2 separate regions of the Homo sapiens genome follow, and region 2 is linked to region 1. A link is a loop called in an ENCODE intact Hi-C map of the cell type or tissue named here. Cell type or tissue: HCT116. All regions are shown on one strand. Links, peaks and the distances in the headings refer to the core of each region. The heading gives the core; the rest is flanking DNA.

The links. A loop is a pair of places that touch in the nucleus more often than their neighbours do. Peaks named below come from ENCODE experiments on the same cell type or tissue, not always from the same donor. Only the 100,000 strongest peaks of a DNase experiment are listed, where the experiment ranks them.
Region 2: a loop joins it to region 1, with 12 times the contacts of the local background. A loop is called at or near these places in 83 of 110 quality-filtered maps.

What each region holds. Positions count from the first base shown.
Region 1 is chr2:106,099,557-106,110,165 of GRCh38, forward strand. UXS1 (UDP-glucuronate decarboxylase 1) reads right to left here. Exons shown (of 15, transcript NM_001253875.2): 11 at 5,238-5,281; 12 at 1,502-1,562. Among named protein-coding and RNA genes, the nearest start is that of ECRG4, 39 kb to the left of the region's middle. In HCT116, for the core only: CTCF peaks have their summits at 4,988 (motif pointing right) and 8,939 (motif pointing right); a DNase peak (open chromatin) is centred at 4,975.
Region 2 is chr2:106,538,302-106,548,910 of GRCh38, forward strand. It overlaps a transcript of CD8B2 not described here. Among named protein-coding and RNA genes, the nearest start is that of CD8B2, 56 kb to the left of the region's middle. In HCT116, for the core only: CTCF peaks have their summits at 4,633 and 6,733; a DNase peak (open chromatin) is centred at 4,660; H3K4me3 peaks cover 645 bases; H3K27ac peaks cover 390 bases.

The DNA.
Region 1 (10,609 bases), core at 1,667-9,666:
AGAAAGTGATTCTGCCTTTCTCCTGGCAGACACACGATTCCAATTTTAGGAATTGTCCCTGTGCAAAGGCCCTCCCCAAAGAGGGAAGGAGGAACATGGTATCTACAGAGAAGAGCCTGGCTGCCCAGGGAAGTCACTGACAACACCCTTGCTAAAGAACCTGCAACAAAAACGCAGAGCAGGGGCGCCTCGGGCCTCTCCAGTGTACACAGGCAAATGCTGCAAGCAAAATGAGGCTTACAGTGTGAGGCACGTTCTGGTCTGTTTTAAGTGAATTTTTTTCAAAAGTGGCACACTGTACCCATGAATCAGCAACAGTCCCAGAATGGAGTCAGCACTCCAGGGCAATTCTTTCCTACGTGATGAGAATTCCCTTTCACCTCAGGGAAAAATGCATGGTCTGCAATGTATTTGAGATGGCTGGTTACAAAGACATGCATAAGCAAAGGTGACATGGTTTGCAAGAAATAGGTCACATGGCCAACATTTTAGAGTTCCCTGAACTTTAGAGTGTTGTGTAGGAACCAGGAGAGGTAATTTGGGAGAAGCACCTGAAATGACCCCAAGGTAGGGTTAAGGGGGAGGTCTCTGTGAGCTAAGAGGTTCTTGTGTCCACTGCCATCAACAGAAGCAGAACATCTTGAATGCTGGACAGTCCACATTGGAAACCTTGCATTTTAAATGAGATGGAACAAAACTGCTCAGAAAATCACTCAGTGACAGAAAGGGTAAGAGGTCCTACCATGACCTTGGCTGATGCACCAAGGAGGAGGCAGCTTAGGGGGTAGGACCATCTCCTTCAAATCCTTGGAGAGTTACCACACTGTAGAGGCATCACACTAGCCATGAATGGCCCCAGGTGGAGAAGTGAGGTCAGTGGACAGGTGTGCAGAAAGTGAGATTTCTGGTCCAATATGAGGAAGAGCTTTCTGCCGGCCAGAACTGTCCAAAGACAGGGTGAATTTCTCTGAGCAGAAGCAAGTTCACCAGCACTGAAACTGCTCAAGGCTGGATGATCCCTCCAACAGGGAGGTTCTGGGGCTGTGGGCAGGCATGCAGGGAAGGCGAGAAGCCATGAAGGTGGTCTGTCCGGCTAAATGACAGACATCATCAGCAACCGGAAAATTTTCCCTCTGAACAACCTCCATCTTCTAAAAATGCAATCAGGCCTTATAATGATGACCCGCCTGTTAAATAGAGAACGAGATGCACACACACGTCCACCTACTACCACCAAAAGGCTTCACACAATCTTAGACCCAGGCCCTTCAGAAGGTGGAGGGACTGATTACATCACTCACCCGTGCCTTGCAGATGTTTTACTTCTTTGTATACTCTTACTTTGTGTTTGTTTGTTTTTCCTCTAGTATTTAGCAAGCAACAAACACAAATGTCCTAAGTGTGCCGATGGCAAATGAAGCAAAGCCTGGTGCTGCTCATGGTTTCACAAATGAACGAAAGTCTGAGCTGTCCTGCAGAGTGGAGGGAGAGGAGCACTCACCAGGTTGACCGGGCTGCTGACGTTGCTGTTCATGAGAGCCACGAGGCCATTCACTAGATCGCTGGAAAAAAAGGGGAGGCAGGTGAGGCTCTGCCTGCTGGAATATGCTAGTGCCACGCACCACATAGAAGCCCTCCCAGAAGAAAAATTACCACCCCCAGGAGAAAACAAAAACCCAAATGGAAAATTGAATGTCGAAACAAAATCCTACAAACTAAGATGGTGTTTACAATGCGAAAGTATTTATGGATGAAATGATATATTTGATGTCTGGGATTTGCTTTTTTTGGGTGTGGTGGAGATAGTTAAATAGGATGGAAGCTGAGTGATGGGGCTGAGTTCGCCACTGCATTTCTGAAGTCCTTTAACAATTAAAAACTAAGCATAAGTTAAAACAGGCATACACTCAAAAAAGATGGAGTTTACATAAGTTTCCAAAGAAAATTCATGTTTAATGTGAACCCAGTAGTTGACCTGTACGAAAGCACATGATTACTTTTAAAAACAAGATCCACGGAAATGAACGAACTCCAGTATGTGATCCCCATACTGGCAAATCACAGATAAAGGCAAACAATACTGAGGGTTGAAATAAACAGAAACGTCACTCCCTACTCCCCCAACCTTAAAGTCGCCACCCCCCAAAACACCTCGTATGAAACGGTCAGGGATATTTGGATGTTTCAAATGGATTGTGATCAACTAGGCCATGAAGGTGAAGATAAGTAAGCAAACTTTCGCTTACCAAGGTTTGGTTCTTATTTTCAGAAGCTTTAAAGTGTGGCTCTGTTAAAACAAAGTTACTTCGTAAAAATGACACCTCACTGCTAAGCACAAGCACTTTTTCTACGCCAATTTTCCATGAGCTACAATTCTTAGAAGACTTTTAAAGCTCTGACCCTTCTCCTTCTCCTCCTCCATCGTTACCAGTGAGGAGCAGGTCACTCTGGGTCAGGATAAACTTCCAAAAGAAAACCGCAGATAGGTTTTGCTTTCAATTGAAAAAACCTATTGGGGTATTTCGTAAATCAGATATTTCTGCGTTTTCCTTTACGACAAATGCGTATTTCATATGAACATGCTTAAAATGTTCTATTCTCAAGGATCAAGCACAAATGCAAATCCCTGCTAACCTTGGATGATTTCTCCTTTATAGAAACTAGCAAAAAGTCACTTCATCACTATGGCAGTATTGCTACATTACAATAGTGCACTCATGACATACATCTGTGCAGGTTTATAAAAAGACATTAAAAGCTGCCATTCCATTGCATCCACAATATGATTTAATATTGAAACTGGGGGGTGGGGTTTATCTGAGTTGGAAGAAGGGTGACTCTCAGGCAGTCATCCTCAGTGGGGCAGACGGGAGAGCCATGGGCCTTTTACATGACAAACTGGCAACTTTTAAGGTCAAAATTGCATAGATCACATTCTTTAACCTGAAGCTCTTTACAAGTGTCATTTTGACAAAGTGACTTTTAAAAAATATAGCATGCCTTTGTTATGTAAATGAGGACAAAACCGGCCATGAGAATATTAAACAGAGTCATGCCAAAATGCCGATGCGGATGGCCACCTAGACCTCAGACTCCCTGCACTGTTGTTTCGAGGCAATCATGGGTTTGGGGAATGGTTAATTTAGTACAGTAACTATATGGACCCAGACATCGTGCATTACTAAAAGACGCTCAGTTCCTAAAAAATTGCTTGTGAAAAACATCAAAACTTTGGTCAGTTAATGAACTCATCTGAGTCCTCAATAACTAAAAAGTTTAAGTCAGGAAACCCTTGCCCAAGTATGGCAAAGTCCCTGAAGCCTCATCATCTCAGACTCTGCTAATGTGAAACCAGAGAGGATCACCAGAGTGGGGAGTAAATAAATACTACTGAAGTGTTATGAAATGGGTTTTCTAAAAGGGTTAACAACCATGTGTCTAGGGAAACTGCTCATGCCCTCTTTTCAAGTAGTCAAGTGGTGTGGGAGAGGACGATGCATGTGATGGCAGCTAGGAGCATGAGCCACGACCATCAAAGCAGGCACAGGACAGTGACCAGGCCATCAGAGCGGGCCAGGGTGCATTTTGTCCTGAGCTGGGACAGCACATAGCACAGGCATCACTGAATGCTCAAAATATTTTAGTCCTAGCAAAAAGAAAAGTCTCTGAGGCTATTTTAAATGAATTTTGCACACAATGCCCTTGAGATAATGAGAGCAGAAAGAAGAATGGGTCCTGACTGGTTTCCTTTTACCGCACAACATCTCATTGATATTCCATGTGGTGTGGGGGCTGGAGAAGCCTGGGCGCCACTGGTGAGGCAGCCCGAGGCAGGCACACATAACCGAGGACAGCAAGACTCCCTCAGAAAAGGGCACAGCTGGGTGAGTGGAGGAGGATGGGATAAGAACGCGTCACTATGGAAAGACGGTACTCAATCCAAGGGAGGCCCACAATTTGGTCCCCATACAGAAGTGTGCCATGATAGTTTCCTCCAGGGACATAGTGCCTACGTTAAGTGCTTTGAAATGAACACAGTCCCAAAGCGGGGGCAGCTGCCATTTCCCTGTTAAATCGCTTTTTAGAATATGCATGCCTATTTGGGCCACAAAGTTGGTTATAGTACACTTCTGGGCTTTTGCCCCTTGAGGCAAGATATTAATGGGTGGGGAGGAAAAAACTACTGGCTGTGTAAATGTTTACTCACAGCTTTCTTTTGGAGTAAATGGAAATTCACAAATACTTTCAGCAAAAATCTACAGTGGTTATTTTGATTTCTTTTTAAAATTTTATTTTACTACCAGTTCCATTTCTCCACGGGACTCCTACCCAGGACCCCTACCTAAGGGTCCTGGGTAGGTACAATTTTATGTGGTTGCTTTGGCTGAGGTGGGACTTGGGGGCTGCCCCGACCTGCACAACAGCCACCATCTCACCCTAGTGCCCCTGGGATGGCCCTAAGACAGCAGGAATAACACTTCCTGATTGACAGGCATACTGGGGTATTTGCAATGAAGAGTGAAAATATGTGGGTTCAAAATATAGAACTGGGTTTTACAACAATTCAGGATACCAGAAACTTTCACAGAATTTACAATAGCCACATACTGGTGGATGCACTTTGGCATACACAACTGCTTCTATCCTAACTACTCTGAGAATCCACACTGCCTTCTAAAATTAATCACCAACGGAATGGAACAACAGAACAGTGGGTTTATAAGGGCTGCCAAGAAAGCAATAAAAATCACCACGTGAATCTATTCAAAAAATATATTTTTATCTGCATTTAGTTTCAGCGTGAAATTCAACATAAGAACACTATCTACCTTGTGCCCTCCACAAGGACTATCTCCTCCACCCCGCGAGCCATGTTTGCAATGGGTCAGATTCTGGCATTCACAGGTCTGCTGGATGCAAAAGGCCATCTCTTAACTCCACCTGCGCTGAAATCACCCAAGTCACCCTCAGAGCTGGGCAACTTCACCCACACACCGCTAGGTGGCAGTAAAAGATTAGCACATGAGTCACGATAGTCATGGAGATGAATGCAAATTTTAACTTTTAAACAGAGAACAGCAAGTTTTCCCATCATAAAATTAAAAATTTTTAATCAATATATAGTGTTAGCGTTGTGGAAATGGTTAACATATACAAGACACTGAACTGTCTGTCAAGTTGGCATGACCCCTGCTCCAAAGCACTGCTAAGGCTGGGGCAGGGCAGGACAGTCTTACCTGACGTACTGGAACGCCCTTGTCTGAGACCCGGATCCGTATACCTGGAAGGAAACCAACAGTTAGGCCTCCTGATAAAACCACACCCGTCCTGCGTAGGTGTCCTTGAAACTCCAGGGGACACAGTCCGACCTTGAAACTGATCCCAGGGGGCAGTGATGCTGACTCAAAGCATCTAGCACCACATCCCGCACTCTACTTCGAGACCATGCCTTGACAGTGAGATGGTGGCAGCAATACCTAAAGTGTGCACCTGGTATAGCTGTGTAAAGTTTTCCCTCAAAAGACAGTGCCTGAAGGAATTCGCTTCTGCTGGAGTCTTACGATGTGTCAGGCATCATGTGAGGCTCTGGGGGGCTGTGACCTCAGAGTCCAGCTAGGTGACAGATCTACACACAAACATTAATACATGCATTTAACTGGGGTTCCTCACACTGACTGCCCAACAGCAGAGCTGGGGATGCCGCCCAGGCTGGTTCACAGACTGTTTGGGATGAGGCCGGCATCTCCTGGTATTGTTACAGCTAGCTCCCCAGGAGATTCTAATATAAGGCCAAGGTGGAGAGGCATGCAGGAGACTCTGAAAGTGATGCGGAGGTGGCAGGAGGAGGGTCACATTCCCCTTTGTTTCCACTGCACATTTGCTCCACACTTCCATAGCTTGGCTTGTGTTCTTTGCTCTGCCAGCTGAGACCGTCTTGTCTACTTTCCACCTGGCAGAGTGCTACTCATCCTTTAGGGACAAGCTCTGATGCCACCTCCTGGAGAAGCTTCTCTGGCTCATTGCCCAGGGAAAGCCCTTTGCCAACTGCCCCCAACTGTGAACTCCCCAGAAGGACTGGTGTCCGAACCCCCTTTGCCCTGCTGGAGCCCAGCACGATGTGAGGTGCGATACCAGCATGGGATGAGCATCTGCTGAATGACCTGCGGAGCGCCACGGATCACGCCACTCACTGAGGCGGAGACGGCAACAGAGGTGCTTGGGGAGATCTCCTAAGCGCGGCATCACAGGAACAAGAGTGCCCTCGGGGGTTTTGTTTGCTTGTGTACCTCCCTGTGGTGGAAAGCAGGCAGCTGGGAAGAAGGGACTGCCTTTGGGAACAAGCTTGATTATAACAACCCTGGGGTCTCTTCCCGCCTGACAGCAAAAAAGAGCCCCTGCCAGCAGCTCTGTGAACAGCACCAGCCCCCTCAGCACCAGACACTCAGCCTGGCTTTCCCAGAGCTCCCCGCTCCAGCTCTGAGAAGGAAAAGGGGAAGGATCAGGTGGAGAAGAAAAGCACACGCATGGCCTGGCGCGGTGGCTCAAGCCTGTAATCCCAGCACCTTGGGAGGCCGAGATGGGCAGATCACCGGAGGTCGGGAGTTCGACACCAGCCTGACCAACATGGAGAAACCCTGTCTCTGCTAAAATTACAAAATTAGCTGGGTGTGGTGGTGGGCGCCTGTAATCCCAGCTACTAGGGAGGCTGAGGCAGGAGAATTGCTTGAACCTGGGAGGCGGAGGTTGCAGTGAGCCGAGATCGTGCCATTGCACTCCAGCCTGGGCAACAAGAGTGAAACTCCGTCTCAAAAAAAAAAAAAAAAAGCACATGCATCAAACCCCCTGAAAGCCTTATTTATTTATTTAAAAAGCAGGTTCAAAGGCTATCTCTGTTTTCTTAATAAACATTTATATGCCAATTCCACAGGTGTATCAGTTCTATCTATGTAGGTTCTGTTCTTGGGGGGAAGGCCTTACACTGAGAAAAGGCTGGGGATACTGAGGAATGGGGATTCCTGTCAACACAGAAACTACAGCTGCAACAAATCTCAGTAAAGGAACATTGAGGAAGGATGGGCATGGGCCTCTTGGAAGCAGAGGGGAATTCCTTGACAGTTCTGCCTGAACCTGATTCTCTGGCCTGGCTGATACTTCTGATACATGTGAGGAAGGTAGGAAGCAGTGGGCCTGAGTTGGTAGGACAGGAGGTCCACCCACTGCCAGCTCCCTCAGCCTGGAAACTCCCCTCTACACCAGTGCCGTAGGTGTAACTCTTTTTGTTTTTTACAACCTTATTTTGGAGATGAGGTAATGGAAGGTCAAAGCGCTGGAGTGACCTGCATTCAGCAGAGTGAAATTTATCTTGACTCCAAGTTCAGAATTCTTTTTCCTGCCCTATTGTGTTCATAATTTCAGAACTACCTGTAGATTTTTTTTTCTTTTTTCAAACTGTGGCTCTCAGGCTGGCACCAGGCCATTCTCCAACCTCACTGTAGTGAGTATCGGATTTAGGCAACTCCCGCGTCACAGGCTCCTCCACAGGTGGGTTTGGGGCTGTGCTGCTGTCCTGCCCATTGCCTCTGTCTGCATCCGGGGCTCTGCTCTCAAAGCTGAGCGCACAGATGCACCTCTGCTGCTTGTTTTGCACCTTCCCACCACACTCAGTCAGGGCCACTGTGATGGTGGGCTCACCAGTCTGCTAGTGCATTCCAGCCACATTCACAGAAAGCCCACCTTTGTCCAGAGCGGCAGTGGCCTTCAACAAGCCAGCCGAGGCCAGTCTTCAGTCTGATCTAAAGCCCAGGCTCACTCATCAGAGCAGCGGTGTCCACTCACACACCGTCTCTCAGAGAGGAGCCATGGAAGAGCACAGTGGCAGCTTTCCATTCCACCGAAACATGCTGACCCCAAGCCCTGGAGGAACACAATCCAGGGCAATACATGCTGGGTAAGCCCCCCGACCGGGATGGGTTAACTAGGCTGCCAGGGTCAGGATGTGAAGAACCACGCCAGGTACCTGCTCAACCAAACAAGGGACTTGTGGTGGAGACATTCAGCAGCTTGAATATCACTTAATCCCAAAGGGCTGCAGCCTGGGAAGTCCAAAAGGCTCCCAAAATAACCTGCAGTCTGCTGGGTATTTCCCACCGTTGACTCATTCATAAGTGCACTGGAAGGAGAGTTACGACTGTGGGTGCATTTCCCTGCGTGACTCGCCAGGGGCAGCTCCCCACCCAGCCAGCACCGACACAAGGTTCATCTGCAGGCACCACGGTCACCGGGTAAGCTATGCTGCCTTCAGGTACGGTGACAAAAGGTGCTCAGCAGCACTCCCTCTGAGGTCCCACCTGAGGCCCAACTGGGCCTCAAGGAAATAGTCCCTAGTACAAGAGGAGGCTGTTCTGCCTGGGCTGCAGTGGAAAGGCGTGGATCCCGTGGGACGCCCACTGCATACCCCCACAGACCTTGCTGACACAGTCCTGAAAGTTTGTATGCTCCAGTGTGTGCATTAGGCTAAGATGCAATGTCAGTGGCAGCCTGGAATACTTCCTTCCTCATGTCCTTAAGAGTCCTGCTGGATTTCAGTTTCTATAGCATATCACATCCATCATCTGTACTTTGGTTTAAATTAGCCTACCTATTTCACTAACACAGTACTTTGCAACATGAGGATTTGTAATTCATGTGTGAAATATTCACTGTGTGCGCTAATGTGAAAATGTAAAGTAAAAGAAAGGGGTGTGTGTGCAAGAGAGAAGATGCTATGCAATTATGCCCCATCCAAAATATCTGTCTTCCCTGGGCTCTAGAATGCAACTGCAGACCCTGTGTACAGCCCTCCCAGCATGGTCTGAGGCCTTCCATCTCCCCCACTTCAAGATAAGGCCTGCAGGGACTTGGCACAAATTGAGTGTGCAGCAAAATCCAGGGCATGAGTATCACAGGGATCTGGTGTGGACAGCTGATGGCAGCAGAGCTCCCTCAGCCTTCTCATTGTTCTTCTAACAGAAGACAGTGTGAGATTCGGTCCCTCTGGCTTCATTTCACAGAACAGGAGAGATGCCAGGAGATTCGTGCAAGAGTCAAGGCTGCTACTGGGGGCCGGGGAACGAAGGGCTGTGTGCAGGTCAAAGCAGCATGATGATCAAGGAGTAACCAACAGGGGAGAGGACCGGCCGGGGGTGAGGGGCAGCGAGGAGCTCTCATGATCACTTAGCAATGTCCCCAGCCGCTGTGCTTTATGTGTTTAAGATGTAACAAAGATTCTTTGCTTGGCCAAACTTCGTTCAGCCTCGAGTACCTTCTCCTAGGCCCATTTGTGCACTTCCTTGTAAAATGTAGTTTTGACAAGAACCCTGCTAAGTCAGTTTCACAAGAAACCCTTACCCTCGATATCTGATCACCCTCGACATCTGACATTCCTCACCCCCCATATCCCCTAGAGTGTGTCCGACCACCCTGGCCTGTTGTCAGCAAGAATCCTGTTAGGTTGGTTTAGCTAGAATCCGCCTTACCTCTGATGCTTCCTCTTAATAATTTTCCATCCACTCACCTCCTCCCTGCTCCTTGGCTGTAAATTCTGCTTGCCTGTGCTGTATTTGGAGTTGATCCCAGTCTTTCCCCCCCGAAAAATCCCACTGCAGTGATCCGTATTCCTGTCATGATGGTCCTGAATAAAGTCTTCCTCACCATACTTTAGTACCATTGAATAACTGTTTAACAAATCCTATGGCTTTCCGCCACAAACGAAGGCCCAATGTAAGAATCACTTAACATACCACAGTATCAATAAAAAGGCTAAACATCATACCAGCTTTGAATTGGTCTTAGAAGTATGATTTTTCCACAATTTCCCTTTGGAAGAATAGCAAGGCTTTTAAAATGATATAGCACTGGATTCAAACCCCAATTCTACCACATCTGACCTGTCCTGGGCAAATCCAAACCTGGGATAAATCACATAAGGTGGAAAGCAGAATGACCCCTCCTGTGAAGGTGAGTGCCATAACTGAACTGTGGACCAAAGCCTCTTCGAAAATAAACTTAGGACAATAGCTCTACCTGAACCATACTCATCTATTTTCTAATCTGAGATGCAAACTTTGCTGAACATGATTCCACTTAAAATATAGCTTTGATGTATGATGCACTTAACCCAGCGACATACTCCCTGAGTCCTCATCACAGGCATCTGGTACAGCAACGAGTGAGATGCTAAGACAGGCATGAGGAATCTGCTCAAAAACACGGCTGCAAGGTAAGCAATCATACCCATCCAGCTTGGAAAGGGAGAACGAGACGCTGAGCTGTTTCTGGCCACCCTCAAAGAGGTCTTCACCTCAGAAGTGACTTGTCGGAAATGTAGCAGAAAAGGAAATAGGTGGACACACCTCCTTATTTCCCTTCCTCAGTAAGCCGAGTGTTTCTAAAGACAGGCTGGCTCAGGCAGGCCTGCGAGTCTCTCCCTAGACTGCTCCACAGAGCCATCTGACAAGAGCAAGGCATGATATCTCAATTGGACAGAAAAGAATGAAGTCAGTGACTTCATCAAATTCTTGCTGGGAAATAGAATTCTGTGTGACAAAGGAAACAAAACACATTCTGAAAG
Region 2 (10,609 bases), core at 1,478-9,477, 440 kb after region 1:
GAGCCTTCAGCCTATGTAGGCTATGTATACATGAAGAATATTCATCTTGTTGCTTTTTGCTTGAAACGGTACACAAATGGCCTGCTTTTCTCTTTACTTGTTCTTAAAATTGATCAGAAGTAGCTTTCTTGGCTTGTTTCATAAGATCTTAGGACTTGAGCATCTACTATTAGCAGTGATTAAAATTTCCCCATGTTGTAATAAGGGTGACTGTGAATCTGTGTGGCACTTGAGATCTCACAAAGTGCATTTACCTTGGAAAATTCACCTTTGCGCTATCTAGAGCCGAGCAGTGTCCTGAGTAGGAATTCCTGTCTGTAACACCCTTCCCCACCTCCTACTCCCCAGATGTTCACCTGCATGTCACTATCTCTGGTAATAGCTGGCTTCCGTGTGTCCAGGCACTCCTGGGTCTTGGCCACATATTTTCAAAGGTCTGGCTCTTGGCATCTGTGCTGAGCTTGGACCCCTCCCTCTTCATATTATGCTCTCCACCCACCCACCCTTCCACACTGCCTCAAGGCTTCCCCTGGGGGCCTTCCTTGCCCTTCCTCATCAGGCCGGGCACTGCCATCTGAAACAGTCTCATATGCAGTGTGTCCCCCTCCCAGAGCTTGTGCACGGTGTGACTGTTTATCTGTGTGACTGCATGTGTGTGATCAGTAGCTCATGAACTAGTGACACATGAGGACTTCAGAGCCGGGTTCTTGCAGCTGGTGTGTGCTGGCTGAACTTCTGACTCTACCTGGTCACAGCGCAAGTGAACACGTGTTCACTTACACACCTTGGCCTCACTCATTTCAGGGCCAGGGCAGTGCCTGCCCCATGGAGTTGCTGTGTTGATGAGTGAGGCACATGAAGCACTTAGCAGAGTGCCTGGTGCCCCCACAGCACTCGGGGCCCATGTGTGGGTCTCACCTGTGTGCTGAGACCTCCTGTGTCTCTTCACCACTGTGTCTCCAGCAGGTATCACAGCACCTAGCACAGGGCAAGCTCCTTATAAATTTGTGAAATAAATGGATGAATAAGTGAGTTCAAGGGGAAATATATATATTGGTCCCAAAAGGCAAACATATTTATATTTCTAAAATTTAGAGAACTACTTTATGGAATTGAAGTAAAGATGTTTCTTGTTTCCACGCCAAAACATGGAAAGTTGATGTACTTGGGACACAATACCATGTGTGCGGTGTGCTCATCTTTTATTCTGAAGACAAATAAGGGGTCTTACTGTGGAATTAGGGGGCCACACGGGGCTGCAGCTTCTGGGCATCATTGCTCTTTGCTGCTTAATTCCAGCTTACAGGATGTTTCACACAAACACCAAAAACATTTTTAAGATGGACCATATCATATTTATCATTGTCTCTACAGTGTTTGGCTTCAATGCATCAAACTTCAAAATATGTGTTTGCTTGAATTCCAATTTCTTGACGGATACACGGCTTGGAAACCAAGCCTCCTTTGGCTGATAAAATAAGAACAGAATCTGACACTTAAAAAATTATTTAAGCTTTGCCAAGTGGGAAAAAAAAGTGTATTCTCCTACTGCTGAGCATCTTGGCTAACTTAATCACTGTTCCCGTCACTGAATCTCCCTTTTTTGTCATGGGACTTCCTGATCGTTAAATCTATTTCATAGTAAACATAAGTGAATTTTGGTTTATTGTTATTCTTGTTTACATTGAGAATTAATTTTGAGTGGAAATTATATACTTCATGTTATGTAGATGAAGTTAGGGTGGATGTTATATTCCAATAATTTTATGGCTTGAAAGAAATTCAATTTTGTTATGTGGAATGATTTCCTAAGAATGAAAAAAGAAAATGACAGCTTCAATGATCAAAGAAAGAATCATGCAGAGAATCGTTTATGTAGACCTCTCAAATTAAAAAAAATATCCAAGTATTACTGTTTCTTAATTATGTGGTCTCAAGATGAGTGTTGGAATAATTATGTTATTAGAAACTCAGCCTTTGTGAGAAATTCGTATTTTCATTATTTTATTTAAAAAGCTTTTCAACATTTCTTACTGCAAAGAAATGACAATTAGCCCTAGGAGACCAGCCCACCAAAGGCGCATTAATGTCAATCTCAAAACAGATAAAAATAGGACCAAGAATGAAGTCAACTGGCAGTACCACTCCCTCATTTAGCAAGTCGGCTTGTTGTTCTGGGTGAGCCAAGCAGGCAAACCCCCTGCTTTCAGGACTTTCACAGTCTTGAGGGGGAAAAAGTAAATCAAGCAAATAATCATCCAAATACTCCTTTTTTTTTTTTGAGATGGAGTCTTGTTCTGTCACCCAGGCTAGAGTGCAGTGACGCAATCTCAGCTCACTGCAACCTCTGCCTCCTGGGTTCCAGTGATTCTCCTGCCTCAGCCTCCTGAGTAGTTGGGATTACAGGCGCCTACCACCACGCCAGGCTAATTTTTCTATTTTTTGTAGAGATGGGGTTTCACCATCTTGGCCAGGCTGGTATCGAACTCCTGACCTTGTGAACCACCTGCCTCGGCCTCCCAAAGTGCTGGGATTACAGGCGCAAGCCACTGTGCCCGGCCCCAAATACTCTTATAACTACCTTTTGCAGTAAGTATTCAAAGTGACAACTAGCGGGTGTCTTGAAGGCATATCAGGGGAGCTTCATTCGGCTGGGGGAGTGGAGACAGCCTTTTGGGGAAAATGACCTTTAAGAGACTCAATGGTCCACAGGAGCCCAGCAGGAGGAGAGGGAATGAAGAGTTTTGCAGAGAGCTGGATGTGCAAGGGCCCTGTGGTGGGCAGGCTTGGTGGGCTGGGGCAGAGGAAGGCAGGCAGGTGTGGTTTGAGGTAGGCCACGGTGGCACGCTGGCTGTGTGACAAGGTCTGCAGCATGCCTGTTTGTATCTGTGTATCACTAGGACCTCCCACTAACTCTAGATCCCTCTCCGTCATTCATGCTCAAAATTGGTCAGTTTCTTCTCTCTTGTTGGTGGTTAGTGACCCCCTATGGAAGTAGGGCCACTCACTCCTGAATGTGAGGTCAAACGTCCTCTTCCCCCAAAACCAGATTATTTCCCTTTGGTTAGGGCAGTGGTATTCAACCAAGGGGCAGTTTTGCACCCCAGGGCACATTTGACAATGTCCAGGCACATTATTGGCTGTCAGAACTTGGGAAGGGGATGCTAGTGGCATCTAGCGGATATGTTGCTAAACATTGTGCAATGAACAGGACAGCTCCCACAACCAGCAATCACCTGGCCCAAAACGTCAAAGGTATGAGGTTGAGAAACCATTTTAGAATGCATTTTTCAAACCGTAAGATGCGACCTGTTAGTGGATTATGAAATCTCTCTCTATTAATGAAATAGAGACCATACAAGGTGGGAGTGCATTACATATTGTATGTATGTTTGCATTATATGAATGTCCACCACACATGCATGTATATTTCTGTATATTGAGTGGCATTGTGAAAGGCATTCTTTATTGCAGGTTGCAGTTTAAAAAGTTGGAAAGTCACTGGAATAGAGAACCTACCAACATATTTCATCCCTTCTATCCTTCCAACTCCACCACGAATCTGCCCTATCTTGGCAGAGCTGTATCCAGAGCCCAGGCATGGCTTCAACTACAGCCTCTGCCAGCCATCCCATTGCAGTGTAAGCTAGAGGTCAAGGCTGTTCACTCTCTGGCGGGACCACCGTTCCCCATGGCTCAGCCTTCACTCTACCTCCAGCCAACTTTTCCTTCTTCCAACTCTCCATAAACTTTGTCTTGACTGTTCCCTGTCTGATACGCCACTTGCCACTTTAACTGGTCAATTCTTACTTAACCTTTGAAGACAAACCTTCAGCCTCCCCTCCTCTGTAGATCCTCAGGGACTTCAGCCCTTGTAGAGTTCACGGTCTCCGTCTCTGTTGTCTGCACAGCATTTTGCGCATCCCTCTGATATAACAGTCATTATCTGGGGTTCACGGCTGGTCAGCTGTGGGCTCACTGCGGGCAGTAACTAGATCTGACTTCTCTTGCCATCTTTGGAAACTAAAAGAGTGACTTATACACATATGAGGTGCTCAAAGGCATTTGACTAATACAGTCATGAATAGAGATTGTTACTTAGAGTCCTTATATTACTAATTATTTTGTAAACTGAAATATATTTTTGTGAGGAAAAACTCTCAATATATATCCTGGATTTTCATTAATGTGCATTTTCTTCCACTTTCAAGTTAATTCTTTTTTTTTCCTGATTATTTAACAAATACATGCCTATTAAAGACAACTTTGGGTAGACCAGAAGGATGTAAAGAAATCCTTCCCCATGAAGGATATATATTATGTAATGTATAAAATAGGTTATATAAATATATAGGTATATATTATATATGAAGTATATATTATATATGAAATATATATTATATATGAAATATATATGAAACATACTATATATGAAATATATATGAAATACATACTATATATGAAGTATAAATAAATATAAAAGTATATACATTTTACATATGTATATGTACGTATGTGTGTATAAGTGAATACATGTGCGCCCATCATCCAGCCCCGGCTTATCAACTGAGCAGTGCCCCTAACATTTCCGTACGTTGCTCGGGGTCAGGCTAGACTCTGCTGCCCCCGTGTGTTCCAGCGCAGAACTGCATAAAGAAAGAGGAGCGCTCGGCCATGCCGCACAGGTCCGGGAGGTTCGCGTTAATGTACCCTGTTTTTGAGCCCAAGGAACAAGTATTTAGTCATGATTGCCACTCGTTATAGGCTCTGTTAACAGTGTAAAGAAAGTTGGAAGTTCTCTCCTGAGAAGAAGTAACTTCAATGCGGAAGGACCCGGGCTTCTCATGTTTCTCTTTGTATCCCGACCGCCGGGAACTGCCTTACCTGCAGCTACAAAGTCCTGCAAGTGAGGCTTAGGTATTTTCAAATAAAATATCAGGCTTGGCGGAGTGGCTCACGCTTGTAATCCCAGTACTTTGGGAGGCTGAGGCCTCCTGGGAAGATCGTTTGAACCCAGCAGTTCGAGACCAGCCTGGGCAATATAATAAGAACCCCTCTTTACAAAAAAATAAAATAAAATTAGCCGGTCGTGGTGGCACCCACCTATGGTCCCAGCTACTTGGGAGGCTGAGGATTGGAGGATTGCTTGAACCCGGAAGTTGAGGCTGCCGTGGGCCATGACTGCACTACTGCACTCCAGCCTGGGTAACAGGGCGAGACTCTGTCTCAATATAAATAAATTAATTAAACAAAATAAAGAATATAAAAGTAAAAAGAAACAAAATATCCAAAGCCAAGACTGCACCACTGCACTCCAGCCTGGGTAACAGGGCGAGACTCTGTCTCAATATAAATAAATTAATTAAACAAAATAAAGAATATAAAAGTAAAAAGAAACAAAATATCCAAAGCCTGTCAATCCATGATGTAAATATCAGGATCTTCTGAATTCCAGTAGCCCTGGACCATGGAGAACCCAGTGAAATTACTCTTATTGACTGGAGCTAGGGCTGTCTTAGTTGGACAGTTTATATTTCAAGCTTTCTATGAGTTTCACAGGTTCCATGAACTTGGATGGATTTCTGTGGATTTGTGCTTATACACTGAAAGTTTTGTGATGTACATTGCCCATCTTTTGCATCTGATTCGATTGTTCTTCTCTACTCATGAAAGTCCTATTTTTCTTCCAGACCCAGATCTTGTGAACTGTTTTCACATTTCCCCATGGATGCCTAGCAAGGGACTGGGACTGCCTGATCCGCTTTGGTCAAGAGCACGTGGGTGGCCTGTGTGCAGGCTTATCATCAATAATTGCAGGACTTGGTGGAGTATGGTTGAACAGGTGCTCAGACTGCATGCGTGTCTAGCGAGGCCATCCTGAAGCTGCATGGGAGTTGTAAAAAAGTTACCAACAAGTTTTTAGTTATTTGAATAGGTTTTTGAATAGATTTGGAATGTGGGAAGCAGTTGCAGAAATAAACGTCTTAATGACTAAATGTAGCTTGCTGTTTTTAGCCCAGTTTCACAGATCACAACTCTGACCATACTAGTGGGTAGTTTATGTGTCTTCTCATGCGGGGAGAGCCGTTCAACTCACTCCTGAGGCTTAGGCCCAGGTTGGAAGGGGACGGACTCCCAGCTGGGCTGTTGGGGTCTGGCCTCCTCTCAGCTTCCTCTGGAGGACAGACACAGCCCTTCCAGGCTACCTTTCCAGACACTGTCCAGTCGAATCCACTTTCTTACTCATGACCCGAAGCAAGCCACTTCAGCTTCTGATGTCTCCACAACCTCATTTGCGAAATAAGGGACTAGGCTGGACGGTCTTTGAGGCCTCATCCAATTCAGAGATTCTGGATCCTGCGTTGGAGAAGTGAGGGAGCCTGGTGTGAACTGGGAGAAGGCAGAGGGTGGGAGTGGGCTGTTTCTGTCGGCTCTCTGAATGGCAGTAAAAGTCCGGGAGGGGACCTTCAGGAGTCATCTCACCTCCTGGAGGTTTTTTTGGGTGTTGACTGTTGAAGGCATCCTCCAGAGTGGTTCTCCATAGGTCTGGAGGCTTGACCTTTGGGGGATGCTTGTAGAAAGCTGGTTCTTCAGTAAACTTTCAGTGCTTGCAAATGCAGACGCTGAGCCAGAGCCCCCCAACACTCAGAGGAGGATCATGCCCAAATGTCCTCAGGTGAGACGTCAAGGAGCACCTCCCACCTGGTGCAATCTTCACTCTGCATGGCTGGTGTCGCCCCCTGTGGGAAACACAGGGGACATGGGAAGCCATGCTGTTGTCACAGGGTTTGCTATGCCATCCTCTGCAGGACGTAACCACCTCTGTAGTAGGCTCCTGCTAAAAGCCAGTAGGATGCTGACAGCAAGTACTAGCAACAAGTGTTTAATCCATATTCCGAGCCTGCCACCGTCTCCTTTCACTGATATGACTCACATGGCTATAGCATCGCACAGTGAAGAAAGCAGACCCTGGCGATGTGGAAAGGAGTAGAATTGACCGCCGTAATCATTAAATGTCACCGTTTAAATAAGAATTGAACGACCTCTCCTTCTGTGGACTATTCACAGACCCCACACACTTGACCTCACTGTTTATTGTACAGGGGATTGAGAACCATCAACAGATGGGTGCAGGCCATATGGTAAAGGGTAGGATAGCTTTCCAGTGGGCATCAGTGCAAGCGGTTACAATTCCAGGCCTCTCTTTGTTGATCAAGAGGATCCCAGCACTTTGAGAGGCCGAAGATTGCTGGATCCCAGGAGTTCAAGACCAGCTAGGCAATATAGTGAAACCCCACCCCTACAAAATATTAAAATATTAGCCAGGTGTGGTGGTATGCGTCTGTAGCCCCATGGTCCCAGCTACTCAGGAGGCTGAGGCAGGACGATCATTTAAGCCTGGGAATTTGAGGTTGCACAGTGAGCAATGATTGGACCACTGCACTCCAGCCTGGGTGACAGAGCAAGACACTATCTAAAAAAAAAAAAAAAAAAGAATTCCATATTGTTGTCTACTTTTTCGTTAAAACACACTCTGCTTCTGCAACAATATAGTTTTCTCCTGCTTTTCTATCTCCTTGGATGAGTCCTCTTTCAGCAATCACATAGATGGCCGACAAACAACAGCTGTAGTAATAATTATTATTATTTATGCCTTACTGCCACTACTCTAACTGAGGCCACTGACATGCTTTACCGTAATTATGAGCACAGCCTCCTCACAGATTTCTGGTCCTCTAGTCAGTCAGCCACCCATCCCAGTCCTGTCTTCACACGGCATTCCAAGCAATCATTTATAAAGGCAGCTTCTGAACATGTCTCTTGTCTGCTTAAACCACTCTAATGCCTCCTGTTTCCCATCCCAATAAGGCCTAAACCCTTTCGGATGGCTCACACTGATTTTCATGTACTTCTTGAAAAGCTAAATAAGAGAGCTAAAAAAGATGAATTACTTTATCTTTTCAGTAAGAAAGACCCATGAATGGAATTCCAGGGGCAGCTGTTAGAGTGGGTGGCAGAGTCGGAAGAGTTGCTGCCATTTTTTGAATATCAGCTGTTTCTGGTGCTTTGATATAGGGTATTTCATTTATTTTCTTCAAAAAATCCTATGAGGCCTATATGCTATATTATTATCTTAATCTTACAGATGAGGAAACGTAAGCCCAGAAAGGATGAAGTGAAACCAGCAAAGTCACACAGGCAGTAGGTGGCATAGCTGGGATGTAAACCCAGACCGAGTGCCCACCCGGCACCTGCCGCCTTCACCACCAGCCTCAGGACTGTCAGTGGGCAGTAAGTTGGAATTTTAATAACTTTGGAGACAAATTTAGCTTCTTAAACAGAAGTGTTTTCTTAGATAAGGAAGGAAATGATATTTTCTTACCACATTTAGTATAATTCATCCTAAACAGAGAAGTTATAATGACAGTGACAAAGCAGGAATGTGTGTCTTTATTTTCCAGGTCATGCAAGATAAACAGAAAGATTGCTGGCTTCCGGTTTCTAGATTGTAAAATGAGGACTGGAGCCCATAAACTCCAATAGCATTTTCAGCTTTGAAATTCTGAGACTCTCGGACTGTTAGCTGCAAAACATGTATCTTAAGTTTCTAAGGCAAACGCTTATAAAATTAGGAGAACTCACTTATAGTTTTCACACGTTTTAAAATTTAAATACATATGTGTGTGGTTACATAAATATACCCATCTATTGTGGGAGAAGCTATTCAGAATACCAAACATTTTATTTTCATTAAATATAACAATGCTATTTTTTGCTGTGGCTGGTGTTTTGGTCATCTGTTGCTGCATAAAAATCATTCCCAAACATAGCAACCTTCAACAGCAGTAATATATATTTTACTCATGAATCTGCAGTTTGAGGAGGGCTCATCAGGGAAGCGTCCTCTCGGCTCTGCTCAGCCTCCCAAGGCAGTCCGAAGGCTCGGGCTGGAGACACGGAGAGCTCACTCACTTGTGTAATGGATGCAGGCTGTCTGCTGGGACCTTTGCCAGGGCTGCCGGCTCCGACCTGTGGCCTCTTTACGTGGCCTGAGGTTCTCATGATATGGGAGACGGGCTCTGAGGACAATCGTCTGGAGACAGAGAGAGAGAGGGAGGGAGAGAGAGCATGCACCAGGTGGAAACCCTACCACTTTCTGTGACCCAATCTCTAAAGTCCTGTGGTGTCACTTCTGCGCCTCTTCATTAAGGTAGCCAAAGATGGCCACCCAGGAGACGGGAAGGGAAGTTGACTCCATCTTGTGATAATGAGTGGCAATCCTCTGGGACATCATTGAGATCAGAAATAATACTGGGACCATTTTTTAAAAATGCAGTTTGCTACAGCATGACTCACTATTGTCTTCCAGCACCATGGCAGACTAGCTCCCTAGAATGTCATACCCTGGAGGAAAAAGATCTTGTCTGCCTTTTCTTTGATGCGCACAGTGCCTGGTGTGTAGTAAGTTCTACTATCTGTATTCGTGGAATGAATGAAGACTCTGAACATTCAATGATAAGAAAACAACAAGCCAACAAAAAATAGGGAGATTTCAGCAGACACTTTACCAAAGAAGAAAAAGAGATGAGAGACAAGCACATGAAAAGATTCTAAACATCATTAGGGAAATGCACATTTTTTTTAACTTTTATTTTAGGTTTGGGGGTACATGTGAAGGTTTGTTACGTAGTTAAATATGTGTCATGGGGTTTTGTTGTACATATTATTTCATCATCCAGGCATTAAACCCAGCACCCAGTAGTTATCTTTTTTGCTCCTCTCCCTCGTCCCACCTTTCCCCCTCAAGTAGACCCTAGTCTCTATTGTTTCCTTACTTGTGCTCTTAAGTTCTTATCATTTAGCTCCCACTTATAAGTGAGAGCATATGGTATTTGGTTTTCTGTTCCTGCATTAGTTTGCTAAGGACAATGACCTCCAGCTCCATCCATGTTCCTGCAAAAGACATGATCTCATTCTTTTTTAATGGCTGGATAGTATTCAATGGGGTATATGTACCATATTTTCTTTATCTAATCTGTTATTGATGGGCATTTAGGTTGATTCCATGTTATTGCTATTGTGAGTAGTGCTGCAATGAACATTTGCATGCATATGTCTTTAGGGTAGAATGATTTATATTCCTCTGGGTGTGTACTCAGTAATGGAATTGCTGGGTTTAATGGTAGTTCTGCTTTTAGCTCTTTGAGGAATTAATACCACCCCATACCTATTAGAATGACTAAAGTTCAAGAATGGCCACACCAAATGTTGCAAGGTTGGGGAGCAACTGGCATTCCCTCATGTGCCGGTGAGAATGTAACTGGTAAAGCCACTTTGGAAAAGTTTGGCTGTTTCTTAAAATTTTGAACATACACTTACATGATTCCACCTGAGGAATTTAACCAGAGACAAAAACATAAGTCCATGACAAAACTTGTACATGAATGTTCATAGCAACTCTCCTCGTAATAGCCAGAATCAGGCAACACCCCAAATGTCCATCAGCACATTTGTGGCTAAACATTATGGTATATCCACACCATGGAATATTACCGATCAATAAAAGAAATGGGCTTGGCTGGGCGTGATGGCTCACACCTGTAATCCC